2 separate regions of the Homo sapiens genome follow, and region 2 is linked to region 1. Evidence: read pairs that join two places in POLR2A ChIA-PET (ENCODE). Cell type or tissue: OCI-LY7. All regions are shown on one strand.

The links. Peaks named below come from ENCODE experiments on the same cell type or tissue, not always from the same donor. Only the 100,000 strongest peaks of a DNase experiment are listed, where the experiment ranks them.
Region 2: POLR2A ChIA-PET joins it to region 1 with 7 read pairs; 2 of 35 experiments call an interaction of 5 or more read pairs at or near these places.

The regions. Positions count from the first base shown.
Region 1 is chr9:96,251,680-96,254,179 of GRCh38, reverse strand. It overlaps HSD17B3 (hydroxysteroid 17-beta dehydrogenase 3), which reads left to right. Exons shown (of 11, transcript NM_000197.2): 4 at 1,270-1,377. It overlaps SLC35D2-HSD17B3 (SLC35D2-HSD17B3 readthrough), which reads left to right. Exons shown (of 26, transcript NR_182427.1): 19 at 1,270-1,377. Among named protein-coding and RNA genes, the nearest start is that of HSD17B3-AS1, 6.5 kb to the right of the region's middle. RefSeq lists an enhancer at 825-874. In OCI-LY7, no CTCF peak of the experiment used is centred here; a DNase peak (open chromatin) is centred at 939.
Region 2 is chr9:97,071,701-97,074,200 of GRCh38, reverse strand. No RefSeq gene overlaps it. Among named protein-coding and RNA genes, the nearest start is that of CTSV, 34 kb to the right of the region's middle. In OCI-LY7, no CTCF peak of the experiment used is centred here; no DNase peak of the experiment used is centred here.

The sequences.
Region 1 (2,500 bases):
TTTTATATCATAATGTTTTATTATGATGATTTGCTCTGAAGTGTTCTTTTGTTAATAGTGATAATCATATTTCTTTTGGGACCTTTGAATTTTAATAATTATCAATTTAATAATTAACAAACTCTTTAACTCAAAGGGATGAGACTTTAGTTATGGAGACTTGTGAAGACTATGGTGGGCTGTCAGGGGTGAGCCTTGTTTCCCTGGGGGAGATTTGGGACAGGAGATGGGTGTGGGAGGTGTGGGCTGTGCAGTCACACTGTGAAGCACAGTGCCCTTGAACCCATGAATTCTGCTTTTGTTCTGTGTCTGGATATCAGAAGTAACTTTGACTAGGACCGAGACATTCTTCAGTGTTTGCCTCACAATGCTGAAATGTGCTTTTTATCATCCTTTTGAAAAGCAAGTAGTGTCTTTGGACTGAAAGCATTGTCCACCCCCAAACTATGCCTCAAGATTGCTTGGCCCACTCCAAAGCAAAGCAGCTCACCAAGCCACTGGTAAACTCTGTAGCTTTCACATCTGACGGAAAACTCCCGCAGAAGGCAAGTTAACACAGAGTAGTGGGGAGCGCATTGAACGTGGAGTGACCAGAGAGTGGATGGTCTTGGCTACGTCAGTTAGCTTCTCTGAGCCTTCATTTTCTCCTCTGGAAAATGAAAGTCATAATGCCTACTTTAGAAGGTTGTAGGGACAATGACCATAAGACATTGTGTATGTAAATGCTCTGTGAATGCTAAAGCATTGGACAAATACAAAGAGTTGTTGGGTCTGTGTGGAGGAGACTTGACACTTGTGAGCAGAGGCAGTGTCAGACCTTGCTTTTACAGCTGTCAGTCTGGGGTCTCGAACTTGAGCAAGCAGCAGAGTCCCTCGGAGGTGTGTTAAGCAGGTGGCTGGCTGGGCTCCACCCACAGAGTTTCTGATGCAATAGGTCTGGGGTAGAGCCCGAGAATTTGCATTTCTGGCAAGTTTCCCTGTAACCCTGATGCTGTGGTTTGTGGACTCCACTTTGAGAACCGCTGCAGTAAATCTATCTTAATGCATATACGTGTCCCTGCAGTAACTCTTAGAGACACGTAGGAACCACCATTCACCAATCTTAGCACCTCCCAACATTTACCCAGAACCATGTCCCATTTTTATTTGGGGCAATGGGCTGTCCTCTTCAATGTCTGCTCAGGTAATACAGGAGCACTGGGGGAAACTTCATGGGCGAGGGGGCATTTGGATCCCTGTTCATTAAAAAAACTGTTGTCTCTCGTGTAGAGCGGACTACAGGGAGGAGTGTGAAGATTATACAAGCAGATTTTACAAAAGATGACATCTACGAGCATATTAAAGAAAAACTTGCAGGCTTAGAAATTGGAATTTTAGGTGAGTAAATTGCAAGATGCAAAGCTTGTTGTCATACATCAGTGAAATAACCTGACACTGATGAGTGACATTTGATTATTTCATGGTGATTTATACTCAAACCATGACTGTATTTTAAGCTGTCCCATTAAGTTGAATATCAAAGCACACTTCTTCTAGAGGCATTACTGAATAAAAAAATTTATATATTGGTTTGGAATGTATCAAACATACATATTTCAACCCCCAACTATATTTTCTTTTCTTTTTTTTTTTTTTTTGAGATGCAGTCTCGCTCTGTCACCCAGGCTGGAGTGCAGTGGTGTGATCCCGGCTCACTGCAACCTCTTTCTGCCAGGTTCAAGTGATTCTCCTGCCTCAGTCTCCCAAGCAGCTGGGACTACAGGCGCCTGCTACCATGCCCAGCTAATTTTTGTATTTTTAGTAGAGATGGGGTTTCACCATATTGGCCAGGCTGGTCTCAAACTCCTGACCTCGTGATCCACCTGCCTCGGCCTCCCAAAGTGTTGGGATTACAGGTGTGAGCCACTGCACCCGGCCGGACCAACTATATTTTCTAATATTAAAATGAATTTTCTTTTATGGAACTGACGTTGACATTTGGCAGAAAAAGAATCCCAGAAACATTGGCCTAAAGGAATTAGTTTAGCAAACAAACATTGCTGTGATTGATCCATGAAATAGTATAGTTGAGAATTGACTCTCTTTCTTATTCAGAAAACAAGATAATATTTATTTCTGTAATGATTTATAGACAAGATACTTTACGGCCGCGTGCACAGTGCAGTGTTTATGGTATATATAGAAGAAAGTCAAATTGGATTTCTAAACCTTCTGCTGAATTTTAAAAATAATTACATTTTTACATATGAAAGTGTACAGCATATCATTGCAGAAAAATTGGAAAGAATAGACAGGCTAATAAAATAAATATGAATCTCTTAAAATCCCAATATTCTGAGGTAGCATTTTGGTGCACATTTTTCTAATCCTAAACACACATATTTTCAAAACTGGAATTATACGTATGTGCTGTTTTGTCATATATTTTTAAAAAACTTACATCATGCATGTTCTCCCATGTAAGCAGCCCAGCCATAGTTTTTAATGACTACACTGCATT
Region 2 (2,500 bases), 820 kb before region 1:
AATATGCTCAGAGGCCAGAAAATTATCAGCCTCTAAGGCGCAGGCATCTGATCTTACAAGAGCTCATTAGGAACTAAAAACTAATATTTAAAATTCTAAAAGTGTATCTCCAATTAGAGAGTGCCTGTCTTTTCATATTGTCTCCCCTTTTTCAGAGGCTCCCATAGGTGAAAATCATACTAAAAATTGTCAGTTATGGAAATTATTTTCCTTTTCATATTCAAAAACTTGCATTTCAATTCCCTCACCAGCTGCAACAAGCAAGGCAGTTGTATACCATCCTGGGTTTTGTTTGCTTTTGGCAGCTTCCCTGATGAGGATGATTCCTCCAATGTTTATGAAATTACAAGCATAGAATATGGTTTTTATCATATATCTAGATGCAGTAGCCATAAGACACAAAGCCAGCTTTTAAAAACTCTCTTTCATTTCAAGTTTTTTAAATTTTCCTTTCCAAGTTTACTCAAACCTTCAACAGTGCAATTGGCATTTGAGAGTTAACATTACAGCTGCCAAGAAATGCCTAGAATGGGGGATAGGAGACTCTCGCAACATCTGAAATGGGTTTTTCTTTTCTTTCTTCTTCTTTTTTTTTTCTTTGTTTTTAGGAGTTTTTCTTTTCTTTTTTCCAGTTTATCTAATGCTTTGCCCCAGCCCTAGTACCTAATTTAGCTTTTTGTAGAAGAGAACAACACAAACTTTTAGCATTTTAGGTCCACCTGAAATTCACCTTTGGGAATGCTTGGGCCCCTTCTTTTCCTACCTAGAGGGAAAAACAAAAACCTAAGGCAACACCTGGGCTTTTTGTTTTTTGCCCAACTGGCAGGTGTTTACCAATTTACTCTTCTACTGCCAGGATTTGAAAGAACACAGGCTTTCCACCCAAGTTTCTCTTTAGAGGTTGGAGAATGTGCTGTGCACAGCTGAGAATTTGACTCTACGCTGTTTTGTATTTATCTTTTCTTAATAAATATATGTAACATAAAATTTGCCATTATAAGTATTTTGAGTTACAATTCAGTGGCATTAACGACATTTACAATGTTGTACAGTCATCACTGCTATTTCCAAAATTTTTTCAAGAATGGCTACACTCCAGATCTGAAGCTATTCTAGAGCAGAAACACACATCAGGGTGGCACTTTCATCACTCACATAAACACACCCTGCAGACCCCAGCTTCCATTGTTCATATACACACACCCTGCAGACTCCAGTTTCCATAGCTCACATACACACACTGTGCAGACCCCAGCTCACATCGCTCACACACACGCACCCTGCAGACCCCAGCTCACATCTCTCACATTTACACACCCTGCAGGTCCCAGCTCACATCTCTCACATACACACACCCTGCAGACCCCCCCAGTTCACACTGCTCACATACACACAACCCTGCAGACCCCAGCTTCCATCGCTCACGTACACACACACTGCAGGTCCCAGCTTGTAGTGGAGGTGATTTTGTTTCCTGTGATTCCTTGAAACTCACGAAGTCTGCTCCAAGTTCTCTTCACCAGTGGAATGACATTACAGTGCCCTCCTTGACAAGGAAATTTTAGTGATTGGCACCTGCTTTGGCTCTTAGTCACTGTGAAAAGTGGTGATTTCACAACTGTGATAGTTATCTATTGCTGCATAAAAATACACAATTTCTTATCACACAGTGTTTACGATTGAGGAGTCCAGGCACAGCTTAGCAGGTCCTCTGCTCAGGGGCCCCCCTGAGGCTGTAATCCAGGTGTCTGATAAGCTGCACGAGGAAAGAGTCTGTTGTTGGCAGAATTTCAGTTCCACGGGCTGAAGGACTGAGGGCCTCAGTTTCCACTGTCTCTTGACAAGAGGCTGCCCTCGGTGCCCTGCCCGTTAGGCACATGGACCCTCTAAGTTCAGTGCAGTGGGTAGGAGCAGACATGTGAGCACTAGAGTGCTTTAGAGAGGTATTCCTGGATAAAAAGCACTGATGTCTAAAGACATGGAATTATCGTTCTCAGTAGAGCAACATCAGTACTGAGAAGACAAATTCATCATCTACTGGTACCTACTTCTATGCCTGCAATAGCTATTTTTGTCTCAATTTTTAAATTATTCTTCAGCTTCCCAGCTGCTAGAAGTGGAATAGTCATCTTTGTGAATGAAAATGACTAACCCTTCCCGACAATTCCAACTCCCTCCCAAACAAGGCTCAATATTTCTCATTTGTTTTAATTTCAAAGGAACATATATGATTGTAAGACCAGGCACCTGTGGCTCACACCTGTAATCCCAGCACTTTGGAAGGCTGAGGCAGGAGATCACCTGAGGTCAAGAGTTCGAGACCAGCCTAGCCGACAGAGTGAAACCTCATCTCTACTAAAAATACAAAAAATTAGCCGGGTGTGGTGGTATGTACCTGTAATCCCAGCTACCCAAGAGGCTGAGGCAGAAGAATCACTTGAACCCCGGGGACACAGGTTACAGTGAGTCAATGTTGTGCCACTACACTCCAGCCTAAGGA